2 separate regions of the Homo sapiens genome follow, and region 2 is linked to region 1. Evidence: read pairs that join two places in POLR2A ChIA-PET (ENCODE). Cell type or tissue: PC-9. All regions are shown on one strand. Each heading gives the region's core, and the rest is flanking DNA. Links, peaks and the distances in the headings are about the cores only. Region 1 has its middle 11 kb from the start of AK2. Region 2 has its middle 31 kb from the start of BSDC1.

Region 1 (8,328 bases), core at 22-8,021:
GCTCCTCACTTCCCAGTAGGGGCGGCCGGGCAGAGGCGCCCCTCACCTCCCGGACGGGGCGGCTGGCCGGGCGGGGGGCTGACCCCCCACCTCCCTCCCGGACGGCACGGCTGGCCAGGCGGGGGGCTGACCCCTCCACCTCCCTCCCGGATGGCACGGCTGGCCGGGCGGGGGGGCTGACCCCCCACCTCCCTCCCGGATGGGGCAGCTGGCCGGGCGGGGGGCTGACCCCCCCCACCTCCCTCCCGGACGGGGTGGCTGCCGGGCGGAGACGCTCCTCACTTCCCAGATGGGGTGGCTGCCGGGCGGAGAGGCTCCTCACTTCTCAGACGGGGCAGCTGCCGGGCGGAGGGGCTCCTCACTTCTCAGACGGGGTGGTTGCCAGGCAGAGGGTCTCCTCACTTCTCAGACGGGGCGGCCGGGCAGAGACGCTCCTCACCTCCCAGACGGGGTCTCGGCCGGGCAGAGGCGCTCCTCACATCCCAGATGGGGCGGCGGGGCAGAGGCGCTCCCCACATCTCAGACGATGGGCGGCCGGGCAGAGACGCTCCTCACTTCCTAGATGTGATGGCGGCTGGGAAGAGGCGCTCCTCACTTCCTAGATGGGATGGCGGCCGGGCGGAGACGCTCCTCACTTTCCAGACTGGGCAGCCAGGCAGAGGGGCTCCTCACATCCCAGACGATGGGCGGCCAGGCAGAGACACTCCTCACTTCCCAGACGGGGTGGCGGCCGGGCAGAGGCTGCAATCTCGGCACTTTGGGAGGCCAAGGCAGGCGGCTGCTCCTTGCCCTCGGGCCCCGCGGGGCCCGTCCGCTCCTCCAGCCGCTGCCTCCCGGGCGGCGCTCGCCGGCGCGGCGGCAAAGACTGAGACAGCTCCGCTGCCCGCTGAACTCCATCCTCCCGGCGGTCGGGCGGCGGCGGCTGCGGTCGGTCACGGCAGCGGCTCCGCTTCATATCTGCAGCTGGGGCCCGCGGGCGTCAGCGCCGCGACTGTCCCGGCTCCGCACTGCCCCGGGCCGCAGCGCAGCCGCGCCAACCACCACCCGCGGCCACCATGGCCGGACGGGCTCCCTAAGCCACCGACCCCAGCCCGCGGCGCCTTCGAGCCTTCTGGGGCCTCCGGCGCCGCGACCTCCTCTGCTAGTCTTTTTAAATGTTAATGCTCTCCCTATTCTTCCTTTAGTAATAGAGCCTCTACCTGTTGGCTAGGCATATGTCTGTCCAGAATAAAAGCTATGTTTCCCAGTACCCCGGCTGCTAGTCGTGGCATTGTAACTAAGTTCCGGTCAGTGCAATGAGAATGAAAGTAACAGGTGCAATTCCAGGTTATGCCTTTAGAGGGAAGGGGGGCATCCCCCACTGCCCCATTACTCCTTCCTGCTGGCTGAAATGCAGAAGTGATGGTAGGAGCTGGAGCTGCCCTTTTGGACCACAGGAAGGAAGCCGCATGTTGATGTCAAACCAAGGAGACAGAAAAAGCCAGGGTTCCCTGATGGTAGAGCCACCATATCCACTGCCCCTTGCCTGCCAGGGTTTTGACATAAGCAAGAAGTAAGCACCTATCTTGTCTAAGTCATTGTTATTTTGGAGTCTCTGCTATAGTAGCTGAGTCTGTTTCCTAACCACAGTAGTTTCCTATTATCCAGTTTCCCTTTCTGCACTTTCACTTACCAAAGGACAAATGTGATCCAAAAATATTACATGGGAAAATTCCAGAAATAAACAATTCATAAGTTGTAAATTGCATGCTTTTATGAGCAGCATGATGAAATCTGGAGCCATCTCACCCAGGATGTGAATCATCCCTTTGTCCAGCGTATCCATGCTGTATACACCACCCACCAGCTAGTAGCTTAGTAGCGGTCCTATTTATCAGATCAACAGATCACAAGAAGGGTGAGCAGAGCACAATAAGATATTTTCAGAGAGATAAAGGGATTACATTCACATAATTATAGTGTATTGCTGTAATTGTTTTATTATTAGTTATTGTTATTAATCTCTTGCTGTGCCTAATTTATAATTTTTTTTTCTTTTTGAGGCAAGGTCTCATTCTGTCGCCCAGGATGGAGGGCAGTGGCACAATCACAGCTTACTGCAGCCTCAACCTCCTAGGCTCAAGCAATCCTCCCACTTAAGCCTCCCGAGTAGCAAGCACTACAGGTCCACACCACCATGCCTGGCTAATTTTTGTGTTTTTTGTAGAGATGTGGTTTCACCATGTTGCCCAGGCTAGTCTCGAACTCTTTACCTCAAGCGATCCTCCCTCCTCAGCCTCCCAAAGTGCTGGGATTATAGGTGCGAGCCACTATGCCTGGCCCTAATTTATAAATTAAATGTTAGGCCGGGCGTGGTGGCTCACACCTGTAATCCCAGCACTTTGATTCCCTCCACAAGGATTTCCTCACAGGCCATGTCTAATGTGTAGCATTTCCCAGCTGAGGGCGTTTTTGTTGCTGTTAATATCATACGCCTTTTCTTGGAAGCTGGCGACTTTTATGGAAATCGGAATTTCGCCACAGTGACCTCAAAACAGTAGTAGAAAGGCTTTGCTTGTTCAGGTGGCTTGGACTTAGCCAGTTCTTTAGAAAACCACATCTCATGGTTGTGGTTTGGTTGACAAAGGAACAGGAAGCATGTTACAAAAATTGGGAAGCGGTCCTAGGTCAAGTGGGCTGTGAAGCCCAAAAAAAGACACAGGAGAGATGCACGCTGCCAGGTAGGGGGGAGTTGGTCTGTGTAGGTAACTGGAACTTAAAGTCCACAAACCCCCTGGAACTCAGTCTACATCTCTACTGACCAAGGTAAGTAGGTCTTGGCATACTCAGCAAGAGCTTCCTGTCCAGCCTCTTTGTCTGGCCCTCACGAGGGATAGAACAGTTAGGATGCATGAGGTTTTGCTTTAGAAGAAACAACTGGGGAAAATTTAAGCTACTGGACCTCTGTAGCTTAAAAATAACAAAATAAGGCTGGGCGCAGTGGCTTATGCCTGTAATCCTAGCACTTTGGGAGGCCAAGGTGGGTGGATCACCTGAGGTCAGGAGTTCGAGACCAGCCTGGCCAACATGGCAAAACCCCGTCTCTACTAAAAACACAAAAATTAGCCAGGCATGGTGGCGCATGCCTGCAGTCCCAGCTACTCAGGAGGCTGAGGCAGGAGAATTGCTTTAACCCGGGAGGCGGAGGTTGCAGTGAGCTGAGATAGTGCCACTACACTCCAGCCTGGGTGACAGAGCAAGACTCCATCTCAAAAAAATAAAAAATAAAAATAAATAAAACCCTTGCTCATACTACCTGCTCATTTGGATTGACTAGGGGGCTCTGCTGCAGGTGGTTTGTCTCTCAGGGACCTAGTCTGGTGGAGGTTCCATCTCAACAGTCTGCCATGACTGCTGAGGTGAAAAGAACATGTGAATCCTGCCCTGGCTCTCAAAAGCTTCTCCCTTGAATTGTCATGCACGCTACTTCTGTTCTCATTTCACTGGCCAGTGCAAGTCATATGCCCTCACCCAAGTTCAACAGAACAGAAACAAATAATCCTTTCACAGCAAGAGACATCAAATATTTGTGGAAAACAGTACAGTCTGCCACAAAAGAAAATGCTGTGTGGTGGGAGACTTCACCGGCTGTGTGATTTCAAGCAAGCCAATTAACCATGCCGAGTTAAGCCTCAGTTTCCCCATGCATCAAGTAGGGATATAATAGTTCTGGCAAATTAGCCAGGTGTGGTGGTGTGCACCTGTAGTCCCACCTACTCAGGAGGCTGAGGCAGGGGAATCACTTGAACCTGAGAGGCAGAGATTGCAGTGAGCCAAGATCATGCCACTGCATTCCAGCCTGGATACAGAGCAAGACTCCATCTCAAAAAAAAAAGAAAAAATAGTTTTGACATAGCAAGTGTATTGTGATGACTCAGTGAGATTGTATGTAGAGATCTGATCACAGGGCTTGGTACCAATCCTTGCTCAATAAATGGTAACTTTTAAAAATTAATCGGTGGAGAACTCTGATCACCACAGGCAAGAGTAAAATAAAAGTCACTTCCTTCAGCTGAAACTGCTCTCATGTTAAAGGGCAAACTCCTTGAGGCCAATTCCAAGGGATTTTTCTCAGTCCTCACCTTTGACTCCGCCAGGAAGGAAGATTGTGCTATTGTTCATGAATATTCCCTGCCTCACCTACTGAGTGCCTCTCAGTGGAAGAAGTACATTCCTGGCCCCATTGACTGCAGCTTGTCCATGAGACTTGCTTTGACAAGTACAATGTAAGTGCATGTGACCTGTAGCATTTCCATGGCCTGTGCCATTTCTAGGCAGAAGGTTTAAGGGCCAACAAGAGATCCCATCATTTTCCTTTTTTCCAGTCCTGTGCTAGTAAACATTTAACAACTGGCTCTTCTAGAGGGAAAATATTTGCCACATTCTGTAGTATATGTACTTCCACCATAACTGATTTCAAGCTACCAATGTGACATTACTGAGCACAAAGTTGGGAAGAGATATACACTATCAGCTTTCTCTAATGCAAGTTATACCAGCATACCAGTGTACCTTTTCCCTCTCTTCCAAGAACCGAACCTTCAGCCTGCATCACCTGCAGCTAACATGTAACCCTTTCTGTAAGCTGATATTTTGGGGTTATTTGTCGCTGCAATATAACTTAGCTGAAGCTGACTAATACACTCCCAGAAACTTTTTATTTGGCTTTGGTAACACTCCTTCTTCATCATTTCTATCAATAAACACTAATCAGTGTCCCACTACATATGAGAGACAACATAGCATAGTGGTTAATAGAATAGACTGGAGAGGCAGACTGGAGAAGCTTTACTCACAGTTTCCAAGTGTCTGGAAGTAACTATAAAGGCCTAATTTGCATATCAACTGGGAACTCCTGGAAATGAGAGTGTCTCCAAGAGATATATTTGATGCATGTCCAGAGAATTCCTGAATGAAAGAATCTGGGATTGTCAAGCTGATATCATGAACCCCACATTTAACAGAGTTAAGTGAAGAGATGGGACAAAGGCCAGGCTTGGGAAGGAAGGAAAGATCAACAAAGGCCTTACAGGGCAGATAAAAATTGATAGAATGGGCTGAGGGCATTGGCTCATGCTTGTAATCCCAGCACTTTGGGAGGCCGAGGTGGGTGGATCACTTGAGTCAGGAGTTCAAGACCAGCCTGGCCAACATGTGAAACCTCGTCTCTACTAAAAATATAAAAATTAGCCGAGTCTGTTGGTGGGCACCTGTAATCCTAGCTACTTGGGAGACTAAGGCAGGAGAATCGCTTGAACCCAGGAGGCAGAGGTTGCAGTGAGCTGAGATCGAGCCACTGCACTCCAGCCTGGGCAACAGAGTGAAACTCTGTCTCAAAAAAAAAAAAGGGGAAAGAAAAAGAAAAAGAATGTGGTGGCCGTGCACGGTGGCTCATGCCTGTAATCCCAGCACTTTGGGAGGCTAAGGTGGGGGATCATCTGAGGTCAGGAGTTCAAGACCAACCTGGCCAACATGGTGAAATCCCACCTCTACTAAAAATACAAAAATTAGCCAGGCATGGTAGCAGGCACCTGTAATCCCAGCTATTCAGGAGGCTGAGGCAGGAGAATTGCTTGAACCCCGGAGGCAGAGGTTGCAGTGAACCAAGGTCACACCACTGCACCCCAGCCTGGACAACAGAGTGAGACTCCGTCTTAAAAAAAAAAAAAAAAAAGGATGTGGTGGGTAGAATGAAATTTCAGGTTTTCTTCTTTAGTCTCTAGTCATTCTCTGATTCCTTTCCCCTCAAGTGTTGGCTTCCCAGCTTTTAGTCGTCATTCTTCTCTCCTCTCTACCCTCCCACAAAACAAGCTCATCTCCTCTATGTCTTTGACGCAGGTAGTAATAGTTAACATTTACTGAGTGCTTACCATGAGTAGGGCACCGTGCTAAGTACTTTACATCCATTATGTAATCTGATACTCACTGTGATCCTGTGAAGTGGGTATCGGCATCCTGATTTTGCAAAGAGAAATTGAGGCCCAGCAGGGTTAAGTTACTTGCCATGTCACATAAGGTGCTTTGGGCAGTGAGTATCAGAATGCCGACATAGATGCGGTTTGAACATTAGGGGTTTATCTCTCATCACAGGAAGTGTGGAAGAAGGTGACATCTGAGTTGCTTAATTCAGCAGCTCAGTGATGTCAGACCCTAGGTCAGCTTCCCTCTGAGTCTCGCAGCTCTCCCCTCCTGGTCCCAAGATAGCTGCTACATTTCAAGCGCTGCATCATCCCTGAGGCAGGCAGGAAGGGAGTTTTTCTTCTTGTGCATCTCTTTTTCCTGGAAAGCAAAGCCTCCCACAAAAGCCCCCAAGAGAATTTCCCATAGGACCCTGTCTCCTCTCCCCCTTTTTTCTTTCCTTACCCTCTTGAGTTGTAACTCCAGCCAGACTGACCCTCTTTCAACTCTGTACCAAACAGAAGTCTTGGTGGCTAACCTAAGCAGTGAAGGAATTTATTGAATACTGTGAGGTTTTCACCAATTCCAAACATGAGTAGGAACCAAAAGTAATTAGGCTAAGAACACAGCCAAAGACATGGCACAGGAAAAGCCTACCTGGACAGCCACCACTGGCCACGGTCCACCCACTGAGGCTGGACTCTTACCTCCCCACCAAGAACAGGCCCTGCCCCTTCCTCTCTCTCCCTCAAGAGTCAAAGTCCTGGGCAGGACATCCCACTGGCCAAGCCTGGTCACGTGCTCACTCCCCTGTTGCCAAGAAGGCAGGCAAGAGTCTGCCCTTTCAGCTTCTGCAGGGTGGCTCTGTTTTCCCCCAAGTTCCTTGCAGTGAAGGATTTCCACAACACAAGAGGGGTGTTCCTCTGCCAAATATCACAGTTCCCCTCAACTTTCTATAATATTTCTTTTTTTTTTTTGGAGATAGGGTCTTGCTCTATCCCTCAGGCTGGAGTGCAGTGGCATGATCTTGGCTCACTGAAACCTCCGCCTCCCAGGTTCAAGTGATTCTCATGCCTCAGCCTCCCGAGTAGCTGGGATCACAGATGCTCGCCACCATACCTGGCTAATTTTTGTATTTTTAGTAGGGATGGGGTTTCACCATGTTGGCCAGGCTGGTCCTGAACTCCTGACCTCAGGTGATCTGCCCACCTCGGCCTCCCAAAGTGTTGAGATTACAGGCATGAGCCACCACGCCCAACCTCTTGTCATAATCTTTCTTAACTCCAGGCCTTTGCACATGCCATTCCCTTTGTCTAGAATACCCTTCTTCCCTCTCTTCCCTAAGCAAATCCTCCTTGTTCTTAAGGTTTCATCTCACTTACACATCATTTCCCCTCAAATCTGAGCTGGGGGCTCCTCTATTGTGCTGTTACTGAAGCCTGTACCTTTCCCAGCACAGACTCCGTCAATGTCTTATTTGTTGTTTTTTTTGTTTTTTTCCCCCGCTTGACTGCAAGTTCTGTAGAAGTGGAGAGTTTTCTTTTCTTTTCTTTTTTTTTTTTTGAGATGGGGTCTTGCTCTGTCACCCAGTCTAGAGTGCAGTGGCACAGTCTCAGCCCACTACAACCTCTGCCTCCTAGGTTCAAGTGATTCTCCTGCCTCAGCCTCCTAAGTAGCTGGGATTACAGGCACATGCCACCACACCTGGCTAATTTTGGTATTTTTAGTAGAGACAGGGTTTCACCATGCTGGCCACGCTGGTCTTAAACTCCTGACCTCAGGTGATCTGACCGCCTCGGCCTCCCAAAGTGCTGGGATTACAGGTGTGAGCCACTGCGCCCAGCCCGAAGTGGAGAGTTTTCTAAAGGTGGAAACCTTGCTTTTGTTTTGTTTTTAGAGACAGGGTCTCGCTCTGTCACCTGGGCTGGAGTACAATGGGCTAATTATAGTTTATGGCAGCCTCAACCTCCTGGCAGCAAGTGATTCCCACACTTCAGCCTCCCAAGTAGCTAGTGTAAGAGTTAAGAAAGAAGAAAGAAACACGAAACGTGACTTAACCCCTTAAAGACAAGCTTATTTTAGAGAAAAAATAAGGAGTGCTTTCTCTTACAGAGATATATATTGGTTTTAGGGTGAGGGGGCTTATTACAAGCTTGGAATGTTTATGTGTTGGGGAGAAGTTTATGGCGGGATTGGAATGTTCTGGGCAGAGGGGAGGTTATCTTGAGGCTGACATCTTTTCAGCAGGTGTGGGGTTATATTCAGGGCTGGCATCTTCCCAGCTGGAGGGGGGTTATTTCGGGGCTAGCATGTCTCTGGTTGAGGAGGAGTTTGGAATGTTTCTGGTTGGAGATGTTATTTGTGGTTTATGGTCATGCTGACCTAAGCCAT
Region 2 (8,328 bases), core at 8-8,007, 620 kb after region 1:
GAAAAGGACTGGCTGTCGGTGAATGCACTGAGTTTTATAGTCCAGTTTGAGGAGGTGGTGTCTGATTTATGTAGTGCTTAATTGGTTCAATAAGGTATGACATTTACATAGTATACAGGGAAGACTGGTTGCCTCATCTTAATCTTACTATGCAAATGGGCTTTCCAGTTGATTGGCACCATCATGTCTGCTCCTTTACAATACACGTGGCTGGCAGAGAAGGGAAGATGGAGCTGCCATCTTAAACATGTCTAGTCCTTAGTTCTTTCCTGCCAGCATTCACCCATGCAAGCTCCCAGCTTGCAGGCTGCTCTTTGTTAGAAAATGATTTGGAGGGCCGGGCACAGTGGCTTATACCTATAATCCCAGCACTTTGGGAGGCTGAGGCCAGCAGATCACTTGAGGTCAGGAGTTCGAGACCAGCCTGGCCAACATGGTGAAACCCCGACTCTACTAAAATTACAAAAATTAGCCGGGCGTGGTGGCACACACCTGTAGTCCCAGCTACTCAGGAGGCTGAGGAATGAGAATCACTTGAAGCTGGGAGGCAGAGGTTGCAGTGAGCTGAGATTGCACCACTGCACTCTAGCCTGGGCCACAGAGCAAGACTCTGTCTCAAAAAAAAAAAAAAAAAAAAAAAAAAAGAAAGAAAGTGATTTAATGATTTGGGGCTGCTTTTCATTAAAAAGAAAAGCCTTACCGAGGACTCCCATACCCTTACTATCTGCCTAAGTAATTTCTTCTTAACTCCTGTATCATTCCCCGCTCTGGAGTGGTAACCCTAACTGCTGTTAGGGAGTGTTGGGCAATGACTCTTTCTGGCTACTTCCTTCTGAAAAGGGGCGTTGTGTGGGGAACAGCAGCTAGGACTCCTCCTGAGGTCTATCTAAGGGTCCTTGGAAGAAAGGCGTGCTCATGCATAGTTCAGTCTGCAGCAGCATTTGGAGTTTGATTGCTTCTAGGCAAGAGGAAACAATTTGAGTTATAATATTGAGCAGACAAGGTCACATGAGCAAGAGAGGGCTTAATAATGGAGCTAACCAGTTCCACAAAGAAGACTGGAATTCATTAAAGAGGGATTGTAGCCATCCAGGGCTGGAACCTGCATTTTCTCTTGACCTGTCAATGATTTTTACTTGATCTTTAAGCATCTGTAAGTTTTCTTCTACTTGACTAAAGGTGTTTATCCAGAAGCAGCATGTTTCATTTAAGACTGCACAGGTACCCCACCTTTGCTGTAAGGACATCGAGGGCCAGTCGATGGCTAAAGAGTCTATGGATTGTTGTGCTTCCACAGCTCCTAATGTTGCCTTCCATCCTCGTTGCATCATAATGGAAACATTAAATGCTGACCTTTCAAGGAGAGGAATACCAGCAAACCGGAAGAGGCCTCTGGTTATGGAATTCCCCATCCATGGTCCTTCTAAGATGAGATTGTCATGTGTGTGCCCTCCCAATCTTCTCTTTCAGTTAAACCTCTACATGAGGGCATGGAAATGATAGGTCTCTTTGCTCAGCGTATTCAAGATAGTGCACTTTTTTTTTGAGAATTACAATAGGTACCTTTTATTGAAAGCTCACTGTTTGCAAAGCAGTGTACATTCATTATCAAATTAAATCATCAAAAAACCCTAAAAAGTAGGTGTCAGTATCACCTGCACTTTGTGATTGTGCCAGACAATGAGTAATAAAATAGGTAAGAATGGCTGTGGGTGAAGCCAGCTGAGTTCTCGTTATAGTCGCATTTCAGGAAATTATTTAACATGCTGACTTTAACAACCTAAGCGTCTTCTCCATGTGTGCACATAGGGTAGACCTCTGAGAGTGGCGCTGTAGCTTCTAGGGTAAAGGCTGTGTTAAGTCAAGGCAGGATGACATTTTGGCCTCCTCCCAGGCTAGTGCAAAGGGCTGTTCACTCGCATTAAGGCCTTCTCTCTCAGACTGAATTGCCCACACCCCAAAACCTGTCCTACAGAAAATTTGCAGTCCTCGCTTGTTGCCTGGCAGCCCGTACCTAATAGGGCGGTGAATTAATTATCAAACATGCAACAAAGGGTATCGAAAGTTTAGCGAAAATGGCAACATTTTGGAATAAATGACCATAATGTGTGTTCTGCCTGCCACCCTAACTGGCGCAGATTTTGCAGGTCAGTTGTTTTCCCTGGAAGCCGTATTGGCCAAGAGGAGGAAGATTATCTCTCGGATTTCAGCTTGGAGGAGAAAGAATTCAGGCTGCCAGAACTGGACTAGCACCTCTGAATATCCCGAGGTGAGGTCCCGTGACTTCCTTGGGAAGCTCTGCCGCGCCTGCACCCCACCCCACCCAACCCTACACCACCACCACCACCACCACCACCACCACCACCACAATAGGCTGCTGGAGTCTTGGGACCACCAAGGTCTGCTGCCCAAATCCTTCCTCGCTTAGGGGAGGGGAGGAGTGTTCCTGCGGGGCGGGGCGAGAAGGGAGGCTTGGGCAGGATTGTGGGATGAGATCGCCCTGGTGACGCGGAGCGGATCTAGACCTCACCTAATAAAATTTGCTTATAAAGGAGGGGGCGGTGCCCACGGTTGCTAGGGGCGCTAGCGTCTTGGGGCTGCCAGAATGGCTCCAGCTCTGTGCGCGGCGCCAGCGCATGTCACGTCCCGGCTGTGCCTCTGGCTCCCACGACCCCCTCCTCACGTAGCAACTATTGTGGCTACTCGTCCAGGCGGCTCAGCCTCTGGAGTGGGTCCAGGACCCGCTGCAGCTGATCTCCGATGCCCTGTGGCCGATGAGCCCTTGTTTTCCCGCTCCTCTGATCTCCCACCCGAATCGCCCCCATGCGCTTACCCTCCCCCCACCACGCAGACCCGGGGCCTTTGAATACCTGGGGTCCTCTGCTTCCTCCCAGATGTCAGCTCTGCCTCAGGAATCGACTGAGACTTTCACCAAGACTTTGGTTCCATTCCTGGACACGGATACAGCTGGAGAGCTGCCCCCGTGGCCAGAGCAGTTCGTTGCTGCACACCAGGATCTGAATGACAAGCTGACTCGGCAAGAAAGGCTCCCAGAGGTGGTCCCAATGCTGGACTGGGATCAGAACCAGGCCCTAGCTCGGACTCTTTGCCTCAAAAGTAAGGTTAAAACTGCAAATCTAGATCAGGCTGCAGATCATCAGGCATATGAAATACTTGTTCTACCTCTGGATAGAATTCACAAGCAACGAAGCTTATTGTTTGGCCCAAGAACCTGAAGAAAGGTCTAGCTTAGCATCGGAGGCTTGCTAAGGTTGTGGCTGGAACTCCACACCGATTTGTATAAAAACCTCAGCGTCAGAAACAAACTTTGCAGGATATTTAGATGGAAGTATGGATATACTGTATCCAGGCACCCTGTCCCCAGAACTCCAGGTGAACTCAGACGAGCCTCCAGGGCCCCCTGAGCAAGTTGGACTTTTTCAATTTCACCTAGAGCCCGAAACTCAAAATCCAGAGACCTTGAAGAGATCCAGTCCTCTTCACTCCAGCAAGAAGCCCCAGAGCAGCTTCCACAGCTCCCTGGGGAGGTAGAACCTTCTTCAACCCAGCAGGAGGCCCCAGCTCTGCCTTCACAGTCCCTTGAGAGGGTCTATTCTACTTCAACAGAGCAGGAGGCCCCAGCATAGCAGCTACCTGCCTCCGAAGAGATTGTAGCTCAGCCATCAATACATCATGAGGTAAATGTTCTATTTAGAAGTTGGAGTGAAGCAGCTAGGCGCGATGGCTCCTGCCCGTAATCCCAGCATGGGAGGCTGAGGTGGGCAGATCACAAGGTCAGGAGTTCGAGACCAACCTGGCCAAGAGACCAGCCTGGCCAGTATGGTGAAACCCCATCTCTACTAAAAATACAAAATTAGCCAGGCGTGGCGGCAGGCGCCTGTAATCCCAGCTACTTAGGAGTCTGAGGCAGGAGAATTGCTTGAACCCGGGAGGCAGAGGTTGCAGTGAGCTGAGATCACGCCACTGCACTCCAGCCTGGGCAACAGAGCAAGACTCCGTCTCAAAAAGAAAAAAAAAAAAGTTGGAGTGAAGCTCAGCACTCACACTTGCCCAGTGTCACAGTCAAACCTGTGGATGTGGAGCTTACAGTAACTCCAGAGCCAGGTAAGGAACTTACGTCAAGCCAGGAACAGGCCGCAGCTCAGCCTCCAGAGCACCCTGAGGAGGTGGACTCTTCCTCAACCCAATTAGAGGACCCAGCTCAGACACCAGAGCACCCTGAGGAGACGAAACCTTCTGCAACCCACCAAGGGACCCCAGCTGAGCCTCCAGGTCCTCCTGTGGAGGCTGAACTTTCCCCCAGTGAGCAGGAGAAGCCAGCTCAGCATTCTGAATTTCCTGGGGAGGTGAACTTTCTCAGACCCAGCAGGAGGCCCCAGCTCAGCCTCCAGAGTCCTCTGTGGAGAGTGCAGCTCAAACTCCACCGAATCATGAGGTGACACTTCACCCTCTTGGTGAGGATCAAGCTCATTATAACTTGCCCACTGTTACAGTTAAACCTGTGGATGCAGAGCTTATTATAACCTCAGAGCCTACCAAGGAGACTGAATCTTCTCCAGCCCAGCAGCAGGCCCCAACCCAGTCTCCAGAGGAGGTAGAACCTTCTGCAACCCAAAAGGAGGCCCCAGCTGAGCCTCCAGGTCCTCCTGTGGAGCCTGAACCTTCTCCAGAGAGCAGGAGCAGCCAGCTCAGCCTTCTGAGTCTTCTGGAGAGGTTGAACCTTCTCCCGCCCAGGAGGAGATCCCAGCTCAGCCTCCAAACATCATGAATTAACAGTTTTACCTCAAGCTCAGCATTCAGATTTGCCCAGTGTCACTGTTAAGTCTCCAGATATGCAGCTCACCATAGCAACGTAGCCTACTGAAGAGGTGGAAACTTCTCTAATCCACCAGGAGGCTACAGCTCAGCTCTCAGGGCCAATTAATGATGCAGAACCTTCCGCCACCCAGCATGGGGGCCCATCTCTGCCTCCAGAGTCATCAGAAGAGGCTGGACCTTTACCAGTTAAACGGTAGACTTCAATCTCCAGAAACTATTAAGGATGAGAAACCCTTTCCAACCCAGCAGGAGGCTGCAGCTGAGCATCCACAGATCCCTGAGGAGGTTGAGTCTTCTCCAACCCATCAAGAAGCCCCATCCCAGCCTTCAGAGCCCCCTAATGAAGTTGTAGCTCAATGTCCAGAGCATCATGAGGTGATAGTTTCTCCTCTAAGTCATGATCAAGTTCAGCCTCCAACATTGCAAATGTCACTGTTAAACCTGCGGATCACATGGTTTCCATGACTCCAGAGTTCACTAATCAGGTTGAAATTTTAACACAACAGGGGGTCCCAGCTCAGTCCTTAATGTCCCCTGAGCAGTTTCAACATTTGAAAGACCAGCAAGAGATTATAATTTAGCAGCTAAATACCCCTGAAAATGATGAACTTCCTCCAGTCCATCAAAAGCCCACAACTCAGCCTCCAGCTCAGCTCTCCTCAGACTTTAAGTTCATTGAATGATGAGATGGTATTTTCAACTCTAGATCTGTCTTCAATATTCAGAAGTAATTCAACTTTGACTAATGCTAGGGTCACCCCGACCAGACTGTTCTCTTTCCTTCCCACAGGCCTTACAATACAGTCCCTTGCGCTCTCCACACAGCCACCTCAGGGCAAAAGACAAACCCCCTTTCACTGACCCCTCCAGTAACTGTTTGTCCAGAAGATTTCAGCTAAACTGGCAAACAGTTACAGGACGCGGTTAACATGTCTGCTAACCTTGCTTAACAAAGCTGGCAAAAACATCTCCAGGAAGCAGGCAGAACACCTGCTCCCAACTCAGTTCACATACCCCGACCCAGTTCCTTGCCCTGTAAAGCCCTGTTGCAGCCTGTAAGCAGGGCTGTCTCCTCTGCTAGTCAAGGAGCAGCCCAGCAGGACAATAAAAACTTGCCCGCCTGACTTTGGGTCTCCTTGTCCTTTTCCTCGGCTGACCTCACAACTAATACCACAGTTAAAAATGTGGATATGGAGCTTACCATACCTATAGCAGTCACTATCGAGGTTGAACCTTCTCCATTCCAGCAGGACAACCCTCCAATTCCCACTGAGCAGGCTGACTTTTCTCTAACCCAGCCTTATACCCCTTCCCCACCTCTGGATTCTCTTGAACGGATTGAATCTCCAGCCCAGCAAGAGGCCACAGCTCAGACTCCAGATCCCCCTAAGGAAGTAGAACCTTCTCCAGTCCTGCAAGAGTTCCCAGCTGAGCCACCAGAGCCCCCTAAGGAGGTTGAACCATCTACAAGCCAGCAGGAAGCCTCAGGTGGTCCTCCAAAGTCCACTGAAGAGGTCAGTCCTCTACTGCAATGGGAGATACCAGCTCAGCCATCAGAGCCACCTGAGAAGGTTGAACCATCTCCAGTCCTACAGAAGGCCCCAACTCAGGTTTTAGAGACACATTCAAAGTAATTAACTGGCTGGGCACAGTGGCTCATGACAGTAATCCCAGTATGTTGGGAGGCCAAGGCAGGTAGATCACCTGAGGTCAGGAGTTCAAGACTAGCCTGGCCAACATGGTGAAACCCCATCTCTACTAATACTACAAAAATTAGCCAGGTGTAGATGTGGGCACCTGTAATCCTAGCTACTCGGGAGGCTGAGGCAGGTGAATTGCTGGAACCTGGGAGGCAGAGGTTGCAGTGAGCCGAGATCGTGCCACTGCACTCCAGCCTGGGCAGCAGAGTGAGACTCTGTCTCAAAAAACAAACAAACAAACAAAACGAAGTAACTAACTGGCATTTCTGTTCAAGAGATTGGACAGATAGGAAGTTAAACTTCCTAGAGATGCCTCATCATTTGTGCCAGTGACCCCACATTATTTCTTGATTAATTGTGCAAACTGGGAAGCTGATAGCTAGTTTTTCCAATTTAAGAGTCATCATGAGGATATTTTCAATTGTTGTAATGGGATTTGTGTTGTTCCAATGTCTAGATATTTTAATCCTGGCAATTTTTTTTTTTTTTCTGAGATGGAGTTATGCTCTTGTTGCCCAGGCTGGAGTGCAATGGCGCAATCTCGGCTCACCGCAACCTCTGCCTCCCAGGTTCAAGCGATTCTCCTGCCTCAGCCTCCCGAGTAGCTGGGATTACAGGCATGCATCACCATGCCCAGCTAATTTTGTATTTTTAGTAGAGATGGGGTTTCTCCATGTTGGTCAGGCTGGTCTCGAACTCCTGACCTCAGGTGATCTGCCCGCCTCGGCCTCCCAAAGTGCTGGGATTACAAGCGTGAGCCACTGCGCCCGGCAATGCCGGCAATTTAAACAGATACGAATCTTCAACATTGTCAGAGGATTGCAATTGAGAATTGTTAGTGGTGAAGTTTTGAAAAGCTCTTCTTGCTGTCTCTCCTGCTGCTCCCTTGTATAGTGTCAATGCTGGAAGTTTCTGAGAGCAGTCTGCAGGTGCTGAACATCATACTTTAACCGGTCAACCTGAAGTTTGGCATTCTGCCTTTTGTTAGGGGGCTCCTTGCTAGACAAAATCTCCAGATGTTCTAGACCCCTGAATATCTGGTCTGTGCTTGCTTGGATTTCATTTTCTACTAAGTGTGAAAACTGCTTGTCTGCCATCTCCAGGCATCCCATGTGAGACTGGATCTCATGGACCTGCTTGTGGGTTTACTGGTACGGGGGCTCCATATCACCAGTCCAGCTTGACCTGGCTGCAGCTCTGGCTTCCAAGATAGTGCACTTTCTAAAAAGGACCTAGGTTAGGGATGTCCCCAGATGATGTGGGGCAAGAGATTGGACAGATAGGAAGTTAAACTTCCCAGAGATGCCTCATCATTTGTGCCAGTGACCCCACATTATTTCTTGATTAGTTGTGCAAACTGGGAAGCTGATAGCCAGTTTTTCCAATTCAAGAGTCATCATGAGGATATTCTCATGTCAGTGCAATTCCATGTCAGTGCAATTTAAAAATAGTAGGTTGGGGACCATTGCTACTATAGTGCAGTTTCCTTAGCGTTATTGAACTGAGCAAATTGCTCAGGACAGACCCAAGAATTAGTCTTTTTGTACAAATGGGCCATGGCTGATATTGTAGGAGCTAAAGGGTGTGATGTATCACTAAACCCAATAAAAAGTCCTAGCAGACTCGGTGATAGTAAAACTTTCATGCTTCCTTTTTGTTGGTAACTATTATCCCTGTTATAAGGATAATAATTAAACAAAATACTACAACGATGGAAACTCTCTGTCCAATATTTCAGTTAGAAGGTGCTACTGTGTATAGCTCTACTGCAGTTAGTAGAATGACTATA

Evidence for each region. ChIA-PET counts read pairs that join two places held together with the same protein. Peaks named below come from ENCODE experiments on the same cell type or tissue, not always from the same donor. Only the 100,000 strongest peaks of a DNase experiment are listed, where the experiment ranks them.
Region 2: POLR2A ChIA-PET joins it to region 1 with 21 read pairs; 2 of 35 experiments call an interaction of 5 or more read pairs at or near these places.

Annotation. Positions count from the first base shown.
Region 1 is chr1:33,043,797-33,052,124 of GRCh38, reverse strand. No RefSeq gene overlaps it. Among named protein-coding and RNA genes, the nearest start is that of AK2, 11 kb to the right of the region's middle. In PC-9, for the core only: CTCF peaks have their summits at 1,191 and 1,400; DNase peaks (open chromatin) are centred at 1,784 and 3,924; H3K27ac peaks cover 3,359 bases.
Region 2 is chr1:32,421,356-32,429,683 of GRCh38, reverse strand. It overlaps the pseudogene LRRC37A12P. Among named protein-coding and RNA genes, the nearest start is that of BSDC1, 31 kb to the right of the region's middle. In PC-9, for the core only: no CTCF peak of the experiment used is centred there; no DNase peak of the experiment used is centred there; H3K27me3 peaks cover 6,351 bases.